Linked DNA regions of Homo sapiens: region 1 is linked to region 2. The links are chromatin loops, found by intact Hi-C in ENCODE. Cell type or tissue: HepG2. All regions are shown on one strand. Each heading gives the region's core, and the rest is flanking DNA. Links, peaks and the distances in the headings are about the cores only.

The links. A loop is a pair of places that touch in the nucleus more often than their neighbours do. Peaks named below come from ENCODE experiments on the same cell type or tissue, not always from the same donor. Only the 100,000 strongest peaks of a DNase experiment are listed, where the experiment ranks them.
Region 1: a loop joins it to region 2, with 1.8 times the contacts of the local background. A loop is called at or near these places in 3 of 110 quality-filtered maps.

What each region holds. Positions count from the first base shown.
Region 1 is chr3:193,691,733-193,697,118 of GRCh38, forward strand. It overlaps OPA1 (OPA1 mitochondrial dynamin like GTPase), which reads left to right. Exons shown (of 31, transcript NM_130837.3): 30 at 331-400; 31 at 2,874-5,386. The coding sequence ends at 395. Among named protein-coding and RNA genes, the nearest start is that of OPA1-AS1, 67 kb to the left of the region's middle. In HepG2, for the core only: no CTCF peak of the experiment used is centred there; a DNase peak (open chromatin) is centred at 2,229.
Region 2 is chr3:193,742,608-193,747,993 of GRCh38, forward strand. No RefSeq gene overlaps it. Among named protein-coding and RNA genes, the nearest start is that of LINC02038, 99 kb to the right of the region's middle. RefSeq lists enhancers at 103-152, 173-222, 273-322. In HepG2, for the core only: a CTCF peak has its summit at 2,714; DNase peaks (open chromatin) are centred at 1,624, 2,054 and 2,714; H3K4me3 peaks cover 2,007 bases.

The sequences.
Region 1 (5,386 bases), core at 89-5,088, 51 kb before region 2:
AATTGGGCTTCAGAGAATCTGAGAATTCCTTAAAATTCTCTACATAATTGTACATGTACTTAATACATGCTTTTTTCCATGTTAAGAGTCCAGAGTTTTTGTTAGATCCTCAAAGGGGTCAGTCAGTCTCTCCTCCCACTTCCAAAAAATGTCTGAGACCTACTACTATAATCCATCTGGACTTTATTTGGGTAAAAGGTGGTATGGTGAGACTCATATTTTTCTTTTTCCCGCAAATAGTTAAGTATACCAACCATTTAGTAAATAATTACCTCCTGATTTGTGATACCTTTGAAAAATAAATGTTTTTCTTTATTTTTATCTCCACAGAGAAAGTTAGAGAAATTCAAGAAAAACTTGATGCTTTCATTGAAGCTCTTCATCAGGAGAAATAAATTAAGTGAGTAAAAATTCTCTAACTGTATTGGTGCTGACTAAATACAAAATTACACTTTTCTTAATAGTTTATCATTCTGCTTCATTTACATCCTGCTTGTCACTTATGCTGTAATTTCAATGGCATGAATCTCTGAAACTAGCTTCCGAATTTCATTTGTATAACGTTGCTTTGAATAACTTGATTGCCTTCTGGCTGAATTAAGAATATCCTCTAGAACTCATTTTGAATAGAACAAAGGTGAACACAGAGCTAAGATATTGTATAATATGCAGGTGACTCATTTTCTAGGTGTAAAGAATTGAGCTGTAGTTGACATTACTTTATTCTTCTTGCCTATAGTCTATCAATAATGATGTGTATGTTAAATATTTAACTTAGAAAGTTTTCTGTTTGACTTAATTAAAATTTTAATAATTGTTCTTAATCCTTATCTCTTTTGTTTAAAAACATTTAGATAAGTGTTTTTCCTACTTAATTTATATAGCCTTAGAATTTAGTACTCCTTGAATTTACTTTCTTGTCTGATTCTGCTTTCTGGCATTAGAGGCATGTTCCTAATAAAATACATATTTAAGGACTTTTCCTTAGTAGCATAATCAATTAATTGTTGCTGAAGAATTTTAATCAGTAAGTCACTTGCTTGAGAGGAGACCTCGCTCTGCCACCCAGGCTGGAGTGCAGTAGTGCAATCACTGTTCACTGCAGCCTCAACCTCCTGGGCTCAAGCAGTCCTCCCACATCAGCCTCTCAAGGAACTGGGGCCACAGGCTCATGCCACCATGCCCAGCTAATTTCTTTAATTTTTTGTAGAGATGGGGTTTCACCCCGTTGTCCAGGCTGGCATTTGCTTTTATAAAAGAAGTTGAGGAAAGAAAAATACTGTAGTTAAGTCATTATCACTTCAAATATTTTGTCACTTTTGTCTGTGACCCTTACCCTACAGACAGCCTGCAGCAGGCTCAGAACTAGAAGGAGTAGAAATGTAAAAGGTTCCCTCCCTGGCTACGCTCGGTTCAGGTCAGTTCAGAAAAGGCTCTTAAACCAAACTACCTACTTTCCTGTCAGGAAAATGTATTTGAGAAAGCAGGGTGGAAAGGGAAGTACAACTTCCATGGTACATCATTCGGAACAGTGTGCCAGCAAAGGAGGAGAGAAACAAGACCTAGAAAACTTGAAAATAAAGCTTTGTAACTTTATTTCATTTGTTTCTTTAGTAAGTTAAGACAGGCCAGTGCGGTGGCTCACTCCTGTAATCCCAGCACTTAGGGAGACCAAGGCGGGCGGATCACTTGAGGTCAGGAGTTGGAGACCAGCCTGACCAACATGGTGAAACCCCGTCTCTAATAAAAATACAAAAATTGCCCAGGTGTGCTGGCACATGCCTGTAATCCCAGCTACTCGGGAGCCTGAGTCAGGAGAATCACTTGAACCTGGAAGGTAGTGGTTGCAGTAAGCAGAAATCGTGCCACTGCACTCCAGCCTGGGCGACAGAGCGAGACTCTTGTCTCAAAAAAAAAGTGAAGACAGATATATGGAAATATACAAAAATACATAATCATCTTTAACACAAGCTAAACATAATTTTTGTGTTTTATAAGTGTCCGTGTTCATAAATGTTTTCTATGTCTTTTGTGTATGAATATTTTATTTTAAAACCATTAAGTGTTACAATATCACCCTAATCATGGTGGTTACCGTGAATACTTACTATTAGAAATAAACATCTGTAGCGCCTCCTTGATCTCCCCTTTAGCACCAGAGCTTACATCATAGTTCTATTTACTGACCTGTGTGTGCTTTGCGGGGAAAAATTGATGAAAGCCCCGGAAGCCCCGTTAAAAAGACAAGCTGTATTTCTGTTTTTTTAACAAAATGAGGAAGCTGAAAGCCAGCCAGTGTTTTACATAATGGTGTCTCTCCCCTCAGCTGATCAGTGTGACATCCAGAGTTGCTGTTGCTGCTACCTGTCTAGTCTCTAAGACCCTTTTCAACCCTTGTGACTTAAGACTCTGTGAACTTTTACAAAGTATCTTGTGATCTGGACAGATGATCTGTTTTGTACCCTGCAGATGCATTTAAAAGAATAAATCTGGCAGAATGGTAACCTTGCTTCATTCTGACCATTTTATCAAAGTTACCAAGGACCCTAAGGAATACTTTCTCAAGTATAGTTTTAACACATAGGATTCCTAATTAATTGTTATTCTAATATTTGCTGAAGGTGTTTATATGCTATACAGTCATACACAGATTCTTCTTCAATTAATTTTAGTATATGCTTTTAACTTATGTTTGATAAAAAAATTATGCCAATATTGTTAGGTCGGTGATAGACTATATAAGTTTAGTAAAACTAGCAAAGGTAAGCGGTTAGGCTTCAACATTGTTGTGATCATGCAGTCATCAACTTTGTTTAGAAATTTTGCATTTATCTCCCCTGACCTCAGTTTGTTAAATGGGTTTATTTTTACAGAATCGTACTCATAATCAGCTCTGCATACATCTGAAGAACAAAAACATCAACGTCTTTTGTCCAGCCTCTTTTTCTTCTGCTGTTCCACCTTTCTAAACATACAATAAAGTCATGGGATAAAAATAATCGATGTATGTTACGGGCGCTTTAACCATCAGCTGCCTCTCGAATGGAAGAACAGTGGTAATGGATTAACATCCTATTTTGTTGTACTAAAGTGACAAATCGGAATAATATAATTGGTATGGCCATTAGGTTCAGTCCTTGAAGATAAGAAACTTGTTCTCTGTTTGTTGTCTTATTTGTGGTGGCACTCGTTTAATGGATTAACTGAGGTTGCTCAATGTTCAGTTTCTTTTCCAGAAATACAATGCTAGGTGTTTTGAAATAAAACTTATATAGCAATTGTTTAAAGTTATCAATTGTATATAAAATCACAGTAGCCTGCTAAATCATTGTATGTGTCTGTAGTATTCTATTCCCAGAAACTATTTGACCATGATAATTCAGTTTATATTCACCACATGAAAGAAAAATGGGTAACAGAAGAACCCTTAAAACAGGTTAATTTGGATTGTAACGTTCAGTGAAAGAAATTTCAACCCTTCATAGCCAGCGAAGAAATTTGCCTTGGAAGCCAAGTCAGTACCAGCTTACCTATTTGATTCAGTTGCTGTTTTCTCACTCTCTATATCCATTTGAAATTGATTTATTTTAGATGTTGTATACTTACGTTAGGCTTTCTGTTAATAGTGGTTTTTCTCCTGTTGACAGAGCCACCGGATTATGACACAGGATGAGGAAGATTAAGGATAATCAATTGACTAATTTCATTTAGAATATTATCAAACATTTCAACTAGGTATCAGAAAAAGGCTTTCTTTCATAAGACTATTTTAAATAGAAATTATTTCAACAATTAAAGTAATGTTGACCATCCCCCTCTCAGCTGAATAAAGAAAAATTTAGTTCAATTTATTGCAATTTAATTACAATACTACCTTCACAACATTTTCATGTGTTTTAAATAAATATTTTTTAATTGGCTAAAGGACATTCAAGCAAAGAAATGCTTTCTTTACTTAAAATGTCTATCTCATTTGCTGCCTTTTCACTAAGCCTTTACTTTGTTAATAAAAGTGTCCATTGTGTGATGTTTTTGATTTTACAGTTTGCTAAATCTTATTTTCTTGGAGTTGCTTTTTGGTAACAGCCCCATTGCTACTCCCCATTTTATTGTTTTACATCAATGCATGCTTCGTTGTGATCCCTCAAGATGTAACACTTGGTATGCTCGGTTGAGGATATGAAAAAATACTTCCGAAACCAGGAATTCAATGTATGTTTGTTTTATACTGTTTGATAAGAAAAGTAGGTCCAGCCTTAAGCAGCACAGATGCGCTGGTAGATGCATAGTCAGGAACTTTTTTTATTTCTTTTAGGTCTAGGGACAGGAGTGAATAGAAAGGGAGGAGAGCTCTATTATGTTCTATACACAGATTAGGAGATGACCTTACTGGGTACACCCCTCTAACCAGTGCTTACAGGTTAATGCATGTTAATGAATATTTTTGCAGTTGTAAAGCATAACAATTACAACTACACATCTATTTCTAAAGAATAAAACAGGACCATATTTATTTACTTCTGTCAACTATAGAAAGAAAGACCTTCAGCTGTATTTCCACAGATTTCTCCCAAGGAAAAGGCTAATATTAGTCACTACTGTTATCACATCCCTTTGTATAAGTTTTAAAAAGAGATGGAGGGAGATCTTCATTTCTTTGAGGAGATCAGTATTGTAACGTATGTGAATAGATGATAACAATTAATATTACTAAAAGTCCCACATGAGAGTCCTGACGCCCTCTCCATGCCCCACAGTAATGTGGCTTCTTTCATGGGTTTTTTTTTCTTCTTTTTAGCTGATCTCATCCTAAGCATGCTTTATTTTTCCTTGAAAGCTAGGTATTTATCAACTGCAGATGTTATTGAAAGAAAATAAAATTCAGTCTCAAGAGTAAACCCTGTGTCTTGTGTCTGTAGTTCAAAAGTCAGAAATGATTCTAATTTAAACAAAAAGATACTAAATATACAGAAGTTAAATTCGAACTAGCCACAGAATCATTTGTTTTTATGTCAGAATTTGCAAAGAGTGGAGTGGACAAAGCTCTGTATGGAAGACTGAACAACTGTAAATAGATGATATCCAAACTTAATTTGGCTAGGACTTCAATTTTAAAAATCAGTGTACCTAGGCAGTGCACAGCACGAAATAAGTGGCCCTTGCAGCTTCCCCGTTTAACCCACTGTGCTATAGTTGCGGGTGGAACAGTCAACCTTTCTAGTAGTTTATGATATTGCCCTCTTTGTATTCCCATTTTCTACAGTTTTTTCCGCAGACTTCTTTCTGCAAATTATTCAGCCTCCAAATGCAAATGAATGATATAAAAATAAGTAGGGAACATGGCAGAGAGTGGTGCTTCCCAGCCTCACAATGTGGGAATTTGACA
Region 2 (5,386 bases), core at 235-5,234:
ATTCTTATTGGTGGTGGCTGGGTTTTTCATGTGTTTAAAAATTTTGACTGTGAGCTGGGTTTTGACTGTTCAGCTGGGTTTATTCGTGGGAACCCATGAGGTCTGGGTTTTGAGTGCATCCTTACAGAGAGAATACGCATTTGCTTCTCTGCCAGGTGGCCCTGTAATGGTATAACACGAGACCATTTTTAAGTTAACTCTTCCGCTGGGGGTTTCCAGTCAACAAAAAATGTGTGAATTTAATTCCTTGTGCAGATAAGTTTCATTTTCACCTTCCTTTACCAGTGGACAGTAAATCCTTTTACTGAGACTGTAGCTTTTCAGGCTTCTTACTTTATTAGGGGTCTCAGTTCCAATTTTCCAGCTTATTCAGGCTGAATATCTAGTCTTCTGTTCCCTGCAAGGCCATTAAAACTCCAGCTTGTTTCAGCGATTGGCAGATGCTCTCAGGATAGCTTTGGTTCAGCACGAACTCCCTCTTCAGTTTGGCACCTGGTGACTTCCCTTACTTCCAGGTCAGCTCAGCTCTGAATCTAAAAGTATTCCTGTAATATTTTATCCAGAATATCTGTATGCTTTATCTCAGGAGGGCTTTTCAGGCTCTCTGGTCATTTGCCAGAAATACCATAGCACGAGTTTCTTTCTAAACGTAGTCACTTTTTCACTCATTGTTAAATGTCACCTTTATTTTGAAAGGATGGATTATGGGTATATTAAAAATATCTACTAGGTAGCATACTACTGGCAGCTACCTATCACCAAACGAATAGCAAAGTTATAATAATTTGTGGGGTTTTTTGTAAGAGAAAAATGTGTACCTAAGTTCCTTGCCATGAGATGACTTATAGAATCTTCACAGTTACTTGCCATCTCCCATTTAAAATAATTACTGAATCCAACCTAATTGGACAAATATGAACTACAATGCCCTGTAATAAGCTCAGAATGATAGAGCAGATGAGGGTTTCTCCGTCTACCTGTCTAAGTTATAGACATCTCACTGACATGTCTTGGATTATGTCTGGGCATCATCAATGTTAATAAAACTTAAATTCTATGTTTTGTAATCAAATAAAAATACATAGAAGTTCTAATATTTTATTTCCTTCATGCCAGTGGCTAATCTCATCTTGGTTGGGGTAAGTTACTTCTGGCATGTAGTGGGTGGAGGCCAGGAATTCTGGCTTAAACATCCTACAATGCGCAAGACTCCCCTCCGTGGCTGAATTGTTTTGTCAAAGATGTTGAAAATGCTCAGTTTGAGAAGCACCGAGTCAGACACGGAGGAAGTGTGGCAATTTCAGGCTCTGGTTTCACTCCTCACTGCCGCCCTTCACAGTCCTCCTGATTCAGGTGTACCACGCTATGCTTCCTTCCCCAATCGTAAATATCCTCTTCGTGTCTTTTCTTCCAGAGCTTCACACACTTCATGGGCATGGTGTGTGAATTGTTTTCCAGCTGCAGCATTTCTAACTGAATCTCTGTCTCAGAGCTAGATGGTGTCCACAGGGTTCAAGAGAAGGGCACTTTTCCTAATCATTTACTTCAGGCTGTTATTCAGATGACATCATCCTTCTAAACCAAAGAGACTAGGAGGAAAAGGGGAGGGGGCGTTTACTTTTCCTGTAAAGCAAACTCCAGGTGACTGCAATACAGTATCTCACGTGGTCACAGGCTCTGGTTCTAAGAGCAAATATGAAGGTGGATGGGAAGAGATGGAGTGGAGAGTACGGGAACGGAATCAACACAGCAGGGTGTGTTTGTGTTGGGGGGAGATTTTGAAAGTCCCATATTTGGGCTGAGGAGACCCAGATGGCACCCCTGAACCTCCATGCAGCTTGGATAAGCTGGTAAGCAAGGTCCAGGGCAGACAGGCAGGCAGGAGGCCAACGAGAGGGAAACGCAGAGCTCCCAACTCCTTCCTGCAGAGGCTTGCAGGACTGTGTGCTAGAAATTAGAGGGGGCTTTTCACCTGTCTCTGTTCACTCATGACACAAACCCTTCCTTGAGGAAAGAGTCAGAGGTCAGTGAACGTGACAAAATCACCTCCCGTCGCTGTGAGGCTGGCCCGGGACTCTGCTGGCTGAGGCTAGGTAACTTGTTCCTCTCCGTGTCTCCCGTCCTGACCTCACCCAGGCCTGAGCCCGCCTTGCATCTAGAAGCTGTCTGGCCCATTAGTGTCCTTCCACTCCACAGAAGGTTCAGACTAGAAGGCTCTTGACCTCATGTACTCCTTTGCTCTGCATTTTAAACATGAAGAAACCAAGGGCATGATAGAGCTCTTTGTTCCCATTCAAGACATCTTATTTCTGAGGGCAGGTCTCCTTGGCCTGAGGGGCTTGAGAGCAGGCACTAACCTTGACTTTAGGGGCCCTAAAAAGGAAGTGAGCTGTGTCAGAAATGTGTCTGGGGCTCACCTTGGCAATGGGAGCCATTCAGCTTGTACCTAAAGGAACAGTTAGCCCAGAGTGAAACCCAATTCTTAGTTTAAAGAAACAGACGCAGAAAGACTTCTTAAGCCTGGATCAATGTCTTTCCCCACAAGGAGTGAGAAAATAAAAACAATGTTGAATCCTCTCACGCTGCTAATAAAAAGGAGACAGGGCTCAAGTGAGGGCAGCCAGGGAGCGCAGAAGGAGGCATTTTCCATTGAACTTTTTCTGCTTATGCAATAGATCTTCATTATCTACACTGTGCTGTGGCTCTCCAGCTCCCCCAGGGAGATGCTTAATGACATAAACTGCTTAATAAGCAGTGACTGGTGCCCCGGAAGAGCCGATGGAAGAGGAAAGCGGCCTGCTCCTATCTCCTAGTGTTCTGCATTTCTCTCTCACAGCTGATTTCAGATACTGGCCAGAGGGAGATAAAGGGCAGCTGGCTTCCCAACCAGACCAGCAGCATTTGCCCTGTTGGAAGGCTGGCTTCAGGCAACATTGCCACTCACTTTCCCTCATGAGGGGAAACGCGGCCTCCATTTTTTGTGCTCTTAAGCAAGAATTTCCTACTTTGGTGCTGTCTGTCTTAGGCTCCACCCAGAAGCCTCATTCACTTTTCTGAGATAGCGTCTTGCTCTGTCACCCAGGCTAAAGCGCAGTGGCATGATTTCGGCCCACTGCAACCTCTGCCTCCTGGGTTCAAGTGATTCTCTTGCCTCAGCCTCTCGAGTAGCTGGGACTACAGGTGTGTGCCACCATGCCTGGTTAATTTTTGTATTTTTAGTAGAGATGGGGTTTCACCATGCTGGCCAGGGTGATCTCAAACTCCTGGCCTCAAGTGATCTACCCACCTCAGCCTCCCAAAGTGCTGGGATTACAGGTATGAGCCACTGTGCCTCGCCATCATTCACTTTTATTTACCAAACATGTATTGCCGGGTAATTTTCTATGTGCTTACAGGTATTCATCTACATAAGCTGGGCGCAGTGGCTCACACCTGTAATCCCAACACTTTGGAAGGCAAAGGCGGGAGGATTGCTTGAACTCAGAAGTTCAAGACCAGCCTGGACAACATAGCGAGACCCTGTCTCTACAAAAAATACACAAATTAGCTAGGCATGGTGGTGCACACTTGTAGTCTCAGCTGCTTGGGAGGCTGAGGTGGGAGGATGACTTGAGCCTAGGAATTCAAGGCTACAGTGAGCTATGTTCACGCCACTACACTCTTGCCTGGGCGACAGAGTGATGCCCTGTCTCCAAAAAGGAAAAAAAAAATGGGTCACAGAGTTAAGTTCTATTTCTAAGCTCATTTTAAAGATGAGGAAACTGAGGCACAGAGAGATCAAATCTGCCCAGCCGCAAGGAACATGGTGGCTTTCCTATACTCCTAACCTCTGTTCTGGGCCGGGCCTGGCACTATGTTTCTCTCTGCTCTCCCCTGGGCCCACTCTGCACATGCTCCTCTTTCTCCTGAAGCCCTCCCAGGCTGCTCCCCTTCCCCCGCTCTCCTTGCCACTCTCAGCCTGTATCTCAGGTTCTACTGACCTCCTCTCAGGTACATTCTCATCTACACATTTTCAGCTAGTTCACTGTCCAAGATTTTCCTCCAAGATCAAAAATCAAGAGGAGACATTTCTCTCTCAAGGCAAAATCCTGAAAAACTGTCAAGGATGATAACACAGAGATATTGTCCTAATGTCGTTTATAACATTGAAAAATTGAGAACAGCATTAGTGTTCAGTAATAAGGGATCTGTTAACAAAATAAGGAGTATCATGCAACCATTAAAAATGCATATTTCTGGAAGGCTTTAGAGAGGGAATATGTTAAGGGAGAAAATGAGACTCACATTCGATATAGCACAAGGGCGAATGGGAGGGATGTGGGGGTCTATGGGCAAGTTATCACTGACCCTATTAAGAATTGCTGTCGCTGGGTAATGATAAAAAGCAGACCACTTTTATTTGATTTTATTATTGTTTTAAAATTTGCTACAGATGATCTACCTCCTTGTCGCCTGTACCCAGGGGCAACTGCTCTCACCAGGCCTCCCCACTTGGTATGTCACTGCTGTCATTTTGTCCATCGTGTGCCATTTAATTGCTCATTCAAAATCTTTCTTATAGAACTTCAATCACTGTGAGATCATTTCTCTGCTGATTAAGGAGGTTGAACATACTTTCATGTGCTTATTGGCCATTGATATGTCTTCTTTTGTGATTCAAAATAATTTTTTTTTCTTTTTAATGCTGAATTGTAGGCGTTCTTTATGTGTTCTCGATACAAGTTCTTAGTGGAACATCTTAACAAACTGTGGCTTGTTTTTCATGTTTTTAAAATTTTATGAGCCCAAAATTTTAATTTTCTTAAAGTTCAATTCATTAATTTTTAAATTTCATAATTAGTGCTTCAGTGTCCTGTTTTTAAGAAATCTCTGCTTACACCAAAATGCCAAAAGTATTCTGCTTTTTTTGGAGATGTTTCATAGTTTTAGCATTTAGTTTGATATCTAGGATTCATCTCAAATTAGTTTTTGTGAATTGTGTGAGATAGGAGTTGTCATTCATTTTTTTCTAGATGGTTGTGTAGTTATTCCAGCACTATTTATTGAAAAGACTTTTCTTTTGCCATTGATTCGCTTTGGTGCCTTTGTCAAACTTTGATTATACATACCAGATGCTTCTAGATTCTATTCTGTTCTCTTGATCAGGTAATTTTGTCTATCCAATAAACTTAGTAAAATACAAGTAATTTCATAGTAAGTCTTAAAATCAAACAGTATAAGTCCTCCCTATTTGTTTTCTTTTAAAAGATTGTTTTAAATAATGTAGGTTCTTTGAATTTTCATATAAACTTTAGAATCAACTTTTCAATACCTACAAAAATCCTTATTGGGAATTTTATTGAAATAGTGCTGGGTCTAGAAATCAATTTTGCAGAATTGATATTGT